Linked DNA regions of Homo sapiens: region 2 is linked to region 1. The links are chromatin loops, found by intact Hi-C in ENCODE. Cell type or tissue: gastrocnemius medialis. All regions are shown on one strand. Each heading gives the region's core, and the rest is flanking DNA. Links, peaks and the distances in the headings are about the cores only.

What was found. A loop is a pair of places that touch in the nucleus more often than their neighbours do. Peaks named below come from ENCODE experiments on the same cell type or tissue, not always from the same donor. Only the 100,000 strongest peaks of a DNase experiment are listed, where the experiment ranks them.
Region 2: a loop joins it to region 1, with 2.6 times the contacts of the local background. A loop is called at or near these places in 5 of 110 quality-filtered maps.

Annotation. Positions count from the first base shown.
Region 1 is chr11:126,111,538-126,116,908 of GRCh38, reverse strand. No RefSeq gene overlaps it. Among named protein-coding and RNA genes, the nearest start is that of CDON, 51 kb to the right of the region's middle. In gastrocnemius medialis, for the core only: a CTCF peak has its summit at 805 (motif pointing right); DNase peaks (open chromatin) are centred at 798, 1,608, 3,128 and 4,958; H3K27ac peaks cover 4,041 bases.
Region 2 is chr11:125,920,454-125,925,824 of GRCh38, reverse strand. DDX25 (DEAD-box helicase 25) reads right to left here. Exons shown (of 12, transcript NM_013264.5): 11 at 4,446-4,634; 12 at 1-3,005. The coding sequence ends at 2,944. It overlaps DDX25-AS1 (DDX25 antisense RNA 1), which reads left to right. Exons shown (of 4, transcript NR_199024.1): 4 at 290-2,406. Among named protein-coding and RNA genes, the nearest start is that of DDX25-AS1, 16 kb to the left of the region's middle. In gastrocnemius medialis, for the core only: a CTCF peak has its summit at 2,613 (motif pointing left); a DNase peak (open chromatin) is centred at 2,599.

The DNA.
Region 1 (5,371 bases), core at 99-5,098:
TAACTGACATTTTCATCTGACTTCTTGTTAGGGATACCTGGCACTTACTGCAGGGCTGGCAGTCTCAAGACGCCACCCTTCCCAAGGAGAGGGCAAGGATACCTCCTGGGAAGCTCCCAGGGAAGGGTAAAGGCCAGCAGGACCTTGCTGAGAAGGTCCTTCCAGGACTAAGCGGGAGGCTTTACTGCCCAATTGTCATCTCTGAATCTGCCATCTGGGTGGTGTTTTCCCCCTTAAACTATCCCGGCCCCGAAGGGACACAACTGTGAAAAGAATCCAGAGGATGGGGGGAGGGGGGGCCTCTGTGGGGAAGTGGAAAGGATTTGGGGCCCGAGTTCTGATCTGTGAGGCTCTGTGAGGCCTATCCTTGGGGTTCGGGTCACCCCCTGCTTGCGGGAGGTTTTGCTGGTTGAGCCGGTGACTGGATCATGTCGAAGGTTTTTTTACTTCTGTAATGTTCCAAGTGTCTAGAGTCTCATTCCGGTGGTCCCCTCAGGATGAGTGGCTCCTAACAGAGCACCCCCCACCCCCCCCGGGACTGGTGGGCTGCCTGAGGAAGCTCCAAGCCTGGGTCCAGGTCTCTGTGCACCTGAGGCCCCAGCTCATCCCCACACCCAGGCAAAGGGTGACAGTCTCAGGCACTACTCTGATGTAGCCTGTTTGAGGCTGGGGCCCAGTGGGAGCCGCACGTGGGACAGGGAGCAGTCCCCGGTTCCAGGAAAGAGCACGAGCAAGTGTGTCTGAGTGTGTGTAAGCGTGTGGTGTTTATTTATTCTAGGAGCGGTTGCTAAGTCAGACGTGTTTGCCAGCAGAGGGCTGCCTGAGTGCTGTGTTTGTTTACTCAGCACAGTGCAGGGAAGGGTGATCGGACAGACAAGTGCAGGCTACAGCCGTTTGGTGGGGGGCACATAGCGTGAGATGAGAATTGGTCTTGGGGGCCGTCTGGCGTGGTCCCATTCTATGGGTGCTGCTGGCTGTTGAGAGCTGCCTTCCGGGACACAGGCCCTGCCTTCTTTGATGTGCCAGCGGCTCTCTCACTGACCCTCCTCCCAAGCAGGGTGGAGCTGCTCATTACCCCACAGGGCAGTGGGCCCTCCTTCCCTTCATGGGGCTGGGGGAGGGTTCCTGGCTACGGGGTCTCGGGGGTCCCTGAGAGAAAGTGGATAAAATGTGGGCAGTGGTATGAGGAGGAGACAGTGGGTTCTCAGTCCCATTCCTACCCTGTCCAAGAGCTTGTCCACCCTTAGTTAGGCTTGGCCTTTCCAACGGGCGATCACATCTTACCAAGACTGAAGTCCACTGCCTCCTAGTCTCCTGTCCTCAGTCTTCCAGGTTATAGATTGGTTATATATTCCCTATCTTCAGGAGAGAGTGAGAGACAGAGAGAGAGAGAGAGAGAGAGAGGAGGAAGGCAAAACAGAGACCCTCCTGACTCCCTGTCCACCCTCAGCCACAGGCCAGAGGTAGGGACTGGCTGAATTTCAGGGTCAGGACTTCCCAGCTGGGTGGCCCCAGAGGCCTCTGCCTCCCTCTTCCTGCCCTAAGGCCCCAGCACCACGTCTGTAAGTCTCTGAGAGAGCCCTGGCTCCCCCGACACAGGCTGGCTGGCAGCCAGGGGTGGTGTTCTGGCTCCTGTACCAGCCAGATGGGGTGGCAGGAAGGCCCTGTTAATCCCCAGGGAGAAAGCTCCTTGGCAAACAGAAAAAAAGTGGCTGCCGGCACTATGTCCCTACCCTGGGACCATGAAACACCATACCCCGAAGTCTTTGGGGCAGATTTTGTGCCTCTGTATTCTGCCCACACCTTCCACGGCGCTTGGGCTGGAGTCCCAGCTGGGGCTATGGAGTAGGGAAGGGAGACCGGGTTCCCCCTTCTCAGGTTAAGGCTTTTCTGTAATGGACAGTTTGCCTCTGCTTCTCTCAAACACCCTAGGGAATTGTGAAGACAGGGTGCAGGCAGGCACTAGGCCCTCCTCTGGGCTCCAGCCATCTAGAGCTCTTATTTGCTCTGAACTTTCCTGATAGTGTTTGGAGAAGCAACTGGGATTGTCTGGGTCCTCCTTCTACCCCATCACTCCACCACCCACCTCTGCCCCCATCATCCCCCACCCCCACCACACACACCCAGACTTCTGCCACTGAAGCTGCCTCTTCTGCTGGTGTGGCAAATAAGTGTGGAGAGAGTGAAACCAGATACAGAGAAGGCAGCCAGCTGGGGAGGTGGTGGGTGGTGTTCTGCCGACCAGGCCTCCTGCTGTCCTCCCCCGGAGCCAGGATGGTGGAGGTCCTGGGCCCAGCCTCGGTCTGCCTTTTCCCCTGCATGCCCAGCTGGTGTGCCACCTGTGAGGGGCTGACAGCTCCTTGCTCCTCCAGTGGTCTTGTCTTGGTCCTGGGTTTGGGGAACAGGATTCCCTGAGCCAGTCCCTCCCTACACTTGGCAGTTACTGGGGAAGCTGAGCACCAAGGCTTGAGCCATTTCTTGCTTTCCCTACCTGTCTCTGTCTCACCTCCATCCACATTCCTTGCAACATGGTACCAAAGTAAGGCTTTGAACTTGGGATGAGTGGGGTGAATTTCACTCTTCCCAACAGCAAAAATGGAAGCTAATCTGGTTTCATCTCAGTTTGTAAGATCCCTAGATTCCCAAGGGAGCTGGGAAACCTCACTTGGGTCTAAAAGGTCATTTAAGGGCCGCTTCCAGACCTGGCTCATGCTCCCGATTGGTGGTGGGGGGTGGAGGGGTGCTGGCTGGGATTGTGGTCACTGAAGAGGGTCAGGAGCAAGGGTCATTGGGTAGAACGGCTCCCTTTGTCCCACTAGGCCACGAATTGGTTCTGGCATTCCCAAGGGGAATGCTCCAAGCCAAGTAAGGGCCACTGTGTCCAGGTGGACCATTCCCAAACCCATTTCTATCATGGATCATTTTCCAGAAACTTTCCAACATGGGAAATCACAACTGAAGCTGGTTGTTTAGATCGGAAAATCTGGGTGTAGTGTCATTAGAAAAACCAGAGTCTCCTCACATGAACCTTTGCCTGCAACCTCTCCCTGGCCTGCCTGCTGCTCTCTGCCTGAGTCACAACAGCATTCAACAGCTTGGACACAGAGCTTTACAATGTGCCAAGTGCTCCCACGTGCCCTGTGGCATTTACTCCGCCTAGCAGCCTGGAGAGATAAGTTAGTGTTAGCTCCACCCAGCAGAGGATGGAAGCCCTGGGAAGTCACCGGCCTCACTGAGGTTGTACAGGCAGTAGGTGGCAGGACTTGAAATCTCGCGTCCTTTCCACGGAATCTTTTCTGCCAGCAACCCAGAGAGTGCAGGGGGAATCCAAACAGTCTGGTGGGCACCAACTGTCTTGGCTGGCTTCCAGCTGGGCCTTTAGTGGTGACTTTGGCACGCCCGCCCCCCCCAACCCTCTGTCAATCTTTAGGAGCTGGGGGAATAGGGGGTGCTTTCTAGGAGGCTCTGCTCTCTTCTGAGATGTCCCCCTTACTTCCTTCCATTCTCTCAGGTGTGGGAGTCACTTTTCTGTGTGAATACCAGGCCAAACTTGTCCTTTTCTTCCTTTTCTCAGAGTCACCTGCCCCAAAGCGCCCCTGTTCCTCCCTCCCTTCTCTGCCTCTTCCCCCGGGATACCTTGCCCTTGCTTCGGGAGTGGAGGCAGTGTTGCCCCAGCAGAGGCACCGGCACTGCCAGGGTGTCCAGCTTTGCACACGGCCTCAGGCGCCCTCACGTTAGCTTTGGCTTCTTGATGGATCTTGAACTCCCTTGGGATGCTTTGTGGGCTCCTGAAGGACCTCCCAGGATGTCCCCTCTGTCCTCAGACCTGCTATGTGACCTCAAACAGGAATTCAGACTCTTCTTGGCCTTCGCGTTCCAGAGCAGAAGGATATGGGTGCCCAAATCCAGACTCGGAGAGGCAGGAGTGAGGTGAGAGGCACAAAATACACCTTTTTTTTCCTGAGCAAAAATCTGCCTCAGGTCCACTCGTTTCCCAAGGGCAGCCGTGCCTTTCACCCGACAACCCGAGGACCCGCAGCCCCAGCCTCTCGGGGAAGGTGAATGTGCAAAAGCCAAGTTTATCCTGAGTAATGCAACGAATACACTGGAGGGGGTGGGGCCGCGGAAGGTTTTATCCAGAACACATGTTATTGCCACTATTCTAGTTATCTTGGATATTTCCTGCATGTTTGTCACCATGGCAACTGACAGCATGAAGCCTGTTTGCTGGGCCCTGGGGTCTGGCGCGGCAGCCATGTGGTGTCAATTTGGCCCTCTCTGCTTCCCCCAGCTCCTGTCTCTCTGTCATGCTGCTTTTGGTCTCCGCCTCTGTCTCCCCGCCGCCTGTCTCTGGGCTTCTCTGTTTTCTTCTTCCAGGAAATAGCTGCCCCTGCATCCCTCGGTGACATAGGTATAGACAGTGTCCAGCTACTGCCACCCTAAGCCTCCCCTTAGTCCACACAGACAGTCTGTGACTAAGGGTGTTCCAGAATGGATGGGAAACTTGTGTGGCAGGGGATAGGCAAGAGATTGGCCTTCAGTGGAGAAAGGGCTCAGCCCGGCTCTGGGCTCATGGTTCAAAATGAGCCCATGCTACCTACTGCTAGGCTGGGGGCTAAAGATCCCTTGAGAAGGTGGGTTTGGGAGACACCAGTGAGGAGAGATGTGGGCTTCTCATCCTGATGTTTCCTGTGTGTGGGAGTGAGGGGTCTCCATCACTCAGATCCTTCCTTCCCTAGGCTTTTGGAGAAGACATAGGTAGAATGGCAGAGAGGGGTCTCAAATTCACAGAAGAGAAGCCAAGGAGAGAGGAGCTTGACAGCTAAGGGGCAGTGAGGTCTCTCGGCATTATGGGCTGCCTGGGGACCTCAAATCCCCAGTCCTTTCTCCCAGGTCTCTGGGATGTGGCAAGGACAGGGTGTGGCAAAGACATGGCCAATGGCAGTGTCCCTCCATGGGGACACCAGGCAACAGGGAGGGTGTTGACAATAATAGCCTGCGAGGGAGCTGTGCCAGCAGCTTGGAAAAAGCACCGCGAGCAGACAGGCGACTCCATGGGAGATGAGGGCATCTTCTGGCCCCTCTCTCCACCCCCAGGTCTGGCTTCCCTTCATTCTGGGAAGCCCAGGACTGGGCAGTTGCCAGCCACTCTGCTTCAAGTTTTCTGCATCCACACTGCAGAGGCCTTCCCAGGCCACCTTCCCAACCTCTACATCTGTCATGTGCTGTTTCTTATCATGCCCAATCCCCAGTCCCCACGCAAGGTAGGCCTGGAAATTGTCATGCAGCCAGAGCCCCAGGCAGGGCTGGCACCCACTGCGGGACTGCTTGGAGGAGAGAGGAGGGGCTAGGGAGGTGGAGTAGGGTCCAG
Region 2 (5,371 bases), core at 194-5,193, 190 kb after region 1:
TATGACCAACTTATTTGCCTTTCCTATTATTAATGGTTGCCTTAGATCCAGCACCTAACATCATAGCAGCCGTGTTCCATGCGAGGTGTTCACTTACCCACTGGAAATCACAGTCCTGCTCTACGTAATCATGAATTTCAATATGCTAACAGTATTAAGCTGGCCAAGATAAACTTAACGGATTTGGTTTAGTATTTGGTGCCAAGAAACATACAGCTGATGAACCCAGCTCACAGTTGCACTGAAATCACCTGGTGTTTCCTTGCCTCTCTATCTACTCTGTCCTCAGGCAGGCACTGAGAGAGATGACCTTGGCCAGGCCATGCAGGAAGACGGGAAAATTGCTTACAGCTCTGACAGGAGCTGCACCCTGCAAAAAACAGCCTTTGGATTGTTGACTCACCAAACTAGCCAGTTCGTGTTAATGCAGCTGTGACACAGGATGGCTTTGCTGCCTCCTAGGTGGTGAGACAAAGGGACGTGAGGAGGGGGCAAAAGGGAACGCAGAAAAATACCTGGTTCATGCAGACCTGTGGGAACAGCTGCCAAACAAAAATTACTGAGGACATTTGTGAGGGTAACTGGCGGAGATCTTACCAGAGATTTGAACTGTAAAGGAAAGTGGTAAAGTTTTATTTAGGACACCCCAAGGCGGAGCTGAGCACGGTGGAAGGTCCAACTCGATTCTCGAATAGTAAGAGAACAAAGTATCTGGATACACTTCTCATGCTCATTCATCCTGTGCCATGTAATTGGGGTTCAAAACTAGGATGGAAAACCTAAAAAAAAATTATTAGTGAATGAGGAAGTGGCAAAAGAAAAAAAAATTTACTCAACAAAGACAAAGGTTCCTTGGGCACTTAGAATGCACTGGGCACTGTGTTAGGGGTATTGAGTGGACAAGAGTGATCACCAGCTTCCAGTCCAGAGAGAAGGGCAGATGTAGGATAAGGAGAACCAGGATGGACACCGAGCAGCAGGAGTTCCATGTGTTACAAGTTCTGTCCCCAAGGGCCTCTCTGCCTGAGGGTCTCCCGCTGGGACGGCCATCTTCGTTACCACTGCTCTACCTGCACTTGCGGCTCCCTTATGGAAGTGGGTATTTCTGGGCTCTGCCCTCGGAGAGTCTGCTTTCATCTGCATGGGGAAGGAAATCTGTATTTTTTTCCCCGGGCTCTCCAGGTAATTATGGTAAGCTGGGTCTGGAACACTTCCTCTCGTAGACTCAGGTTAGAAAGTTGCTGGGTGGTACAAAGTCCATGCTGAGAAGGCACAGTTGAATACATCCTGCTCTCCTGTAGGAGATCCTGAGTGTCCTCTCCTCTGGGAGCCAGCCTAGATGGTGTTAGGGTCCCTCCTCTGTGCTACACTAGTGATCTGGGCCCGCTTGCTTTAGCACAGTCTGTTATCATGCTGGCTTATTCTAGGTCTCTGCCATTAGGCTCTGAATTCCAACATGGCTGTTGTATCTCACTCACCTCCTTTTCCCTGGTGTTTGGCATAAAGGGTATACAATAAATATCTGTTGCTAAATGAGGGAGGGGAGCGCGTTTTTTTTGAGATAGAGTCTCACTCTGTCGCCCAGGCTGGAATGCAGTGGCACGATCTCGGCTCACTGCAATCTCGGCCTCCTGGGTTCAAGTGATTCTCCTGCCTCAGCCTCCTGAGTAGCTGGGATTACAGGCACGCGTACCACCACGCCCAGCTAATTTTTATATTTTTAGTAGAGAAGGGGTTTCACCATGTTGGTAAGGCTGGTCTTAACTCCTGACCTCGTGATCCGCCCTCCTTGGCCTCCCAAAGTGCTAGGATTACAGGTGTGAGCCACTGTGCCCAGCCACGTGATGATTTTTATGTATTTCTGAGCCCTGCTCTCCGGGAGAAAACATGGGCAGGGTGACATGGAAGAGGGATATCAAAATAGATATGCCAGGAACCACCATGCCACCGATGACAGGGCCACTCACTGCAGCCACTGGTGCAGTTTGGTGCCGTGACAGAGCTGGTACCGGCGCTCTGGTTACAAGATCCGCTCCGGCTTTCTGGGGGACTCTCCATTTACCCCATCTTCTCAAGCTCACTACACTTTACTTTTGAGTAGGAAATATGAAAAATTAAAAAGTATCTCAATGGGTCTTGTGGGAAAATGTCCAGGATTCTGACATACCTTTAAATTCTTAAAAGCAAAAAACTTTTGCTCTCTAAAATGTTACTTCTTTAATAGGGTATGTGGGTTTTTTTTTTACCCTCCCGACTGCTTTTAAGAAATGCCCATAATACAGCCACACTTTTAGAGACTATGAAATAACTGATGAGGGAGTAAATCTTTAATTTGAAGAGAAGCAAAATAGAAAAATACTCTGAAATTCTGTATGTCCCTTGAAACATTAAAGAAGTAAAATACTCTTTCTTTCAAATGGTTTCACTTTTTAAAAGTTTTAATCTGTACTTTCACTTAAGAACATGCATGTGCATGCATGGGGGAGTTTAAGGCGGGGAGCGGGGAAAGGCATAAATGGCTGGAAAGGGCACCTGTGAGTGAGGTCTGAAGACATGGGCTTTTTCCTACTCGCTCCGCTTCCAAAATCAGCGAAGCTCTACCGCCCTCTTGTGACACAGTAAGATGCTCCCAAGAGGCACGATCTGCTCAGATTGTATCAACCAAATCCAAAAACACCCCCATAGCCCACATTGAGACATTACCTGTACAAAGATTAGAATAAGAAATAATCTTGCCTTTTTTTTATTCAAAAGGATCACAAGCTTCACATCAATTTGGCTTCAAAAAGACCTCATGTCTTAAAACTAAGTACCGTGACATTTATTTTGCCATCTGTGACAGTTTCACGTCGAAAAAGCCTCAACATAAAAAAATTACCTTCAAAACCCACTGAGACATTCTCACATAAACTAGGATACTGCACAAACAATAAAGTTCTTTCTTCAATAGTCAATCTTTTCAATTTCATCCATGTCTTCAGCGTTGAGTTGCTTAATACTGCTGTCTAAAAGAACAAAAGAGAACAGAACTAGTCTCATGTCAGGGTCTAAATGGAACTTCATTCCATCCATATTTCTGAAGACAGTGATACCTCGTATAAAAAGCCTTGGTATAGGAACATAAGGAAGGAAGGGTGCCAAAATCACTGACCAATACTAACTCAAACAGCATCAAATGCACCAGACCATGGAATGTATGTATCTAGATACGCTGGGGCAGAGAAGGCCAGAGTGGAAGTGAGGAGAGCCTGGGAGGGACTGAGGCTCTTCTACTGCAGTCACTTCCTGAGACCAGGGCCTTAGAAGCTCACCATAGCGACAGTGGCCTTAACACATCTTCCTCACCCTGTCCTCCCCAGTTAGCCTAACACAGGGGCACTTAACCTACTTCCCTGAAAGGTCGGTGGATGTGCTACACTCAGTCTGCCAACCTGTGAAAATTATATTCCAAATGGCATGTGTGTGCCTGTGTGCACTTCCCTGGGGACAGCGCTTATTGCTTTCTACAAGGTTAAGTACCACTGTCCTGGAAGGTGTTCCTTCTCCCCTGCTCCCCAGCCACATCCATGGGCTTTGGGGCACAGGACAATTTGAACCATGGGACCTTTTGAGTTTCCATCAGAGAAATCTGCCAGTCCAGAGTTCCAGCAGGCCATCATCAGAGCCTGCCTTGTTTAGATGGGGGGCTGGAGGAAAGGTCGCGGACTTCAGAATTTAGGACTTTCCTGTTTGGGAGGGTGGGCAAGAGGAGGGAAAAAGCGTAAGTAAAAGAGGAGAACTGAAGAGAATCTTAAAGGATGTTACTACTTTGCTTAGGGAATTTCTTTATAAGATACGAAAATCTGCTTCTGTAATCTGCTCTGCCTTCACAAGATGTGAAATTCTGACTCCAGAATGAGTTATAACATGTAAATCTGAGCTCAAATTTTATTTTTTTGAGACGCAGTCTCACTCTTTCGCCAGGCTGGAGTGCAGTTGTGCGACCTCAGCTCACTGCAACCTCCGCCTCCTGGGTTCAAGCGATTCTCCTGCCTCAGCCTCTCCAGCAGCTGAGACTACAGGCATGTGCCACCACGCCCAGCTAATTTTTGTATTGTTAGTAGAGATGGGGTTTTACCATGTTGGCCAGGATGGTCTGGATTTCCTGACCTCATGATCTGACCACCTCGGCCTCCCAAAGTGCTGGGATTACAGGTGTGAGCTGCCACACCCGGCCTGAGCTCATATTAATTCTGCTTGATCAAAATAATTTTTAATTACCATATAAGCATTATTTAATCATCTGTCTCATATTAGAACCCTGGTCCTGTGAATTAGAAGCCTTCCAGCTCATGCATTCTGCTTCTACTACTCTCATGAGCCCCTGGACTCCAGCTCTCCAGCACACATCATCACTGTCAGACCGGCAGGTCTGTAGTTCATATTGTGAGGGTGGTGCTACTTACTAAAGTGGTCCTGGATTTTCATGAGCGAGGGCAGCTCATCTACTTCAATCATGTTGAAGGCAAGGCCTTTTTTCCCAAAGCGCCCCGTCCGCCCTATGCGGTGGAGGTAGGTCTCATAGTCCGGCTCCTCTCCTTGTTTTACAGGGAGATCAAAGTTCACAACAATTGTGACCTGCTTCACATCAATCCCTAGAAGAGGAAAAACACTGTAGGGTCCTGCAATGCTTTCCTCAGTACACGGGCCATTCAAGTACCACGTCTGCCAAGGGAATTCCTATTTATAGAGAAAATTTAGAAATCCAACCAGGGCTTATGTAATTGAGACAGGTACTTTGGTTAGGAAGTTTGCTTGCATGCTGTGATGTCTATGATGCTAGATGAGCGTGTCCATAGAGAATGCTACAGAAATGTAAATATACACAAGGCGTGTGTGTGTGTGTGTGTGTGTGTGTGTGTGTGTATGTGTGTGTGTGGTGGAGAGGTGCCCTCACCAAGCCCACAGAGCCACCCTCTCCTCTCTGCTCCTGCTGTGCCAAGTCCCCAGCAGGCCCCATAGTCTCACACCCGCTTGCCCGTCATGGGGCTCTGGCTCTGCTCCGTTTCATGGCTACTGTCCTGGTCAGGTCTTTTGAGCCCTTGCCTCAGTGGTTACAACAACTTCCAGACTGGTTTCTCACCACTCTCTTCCCCTACTCCTCTCATCTCTCCTACGATGGTCACCACAGCAATGTCCAGCACACTTACGTTCAAAACCCACTGCCCAAATTGTACAGGAAAAGTACAAGCAATTCAAGACTGCAAGCCACCTCAAGTCTCATCTCTTTCTCTCCTGACTCTCAAATACAACACTCCAGTCAAGGTCTGGCCATTTCCTGAACAAACGTAAATTCTCATTCAACTGAACTGCTACCCTTCCTGCAAAACTT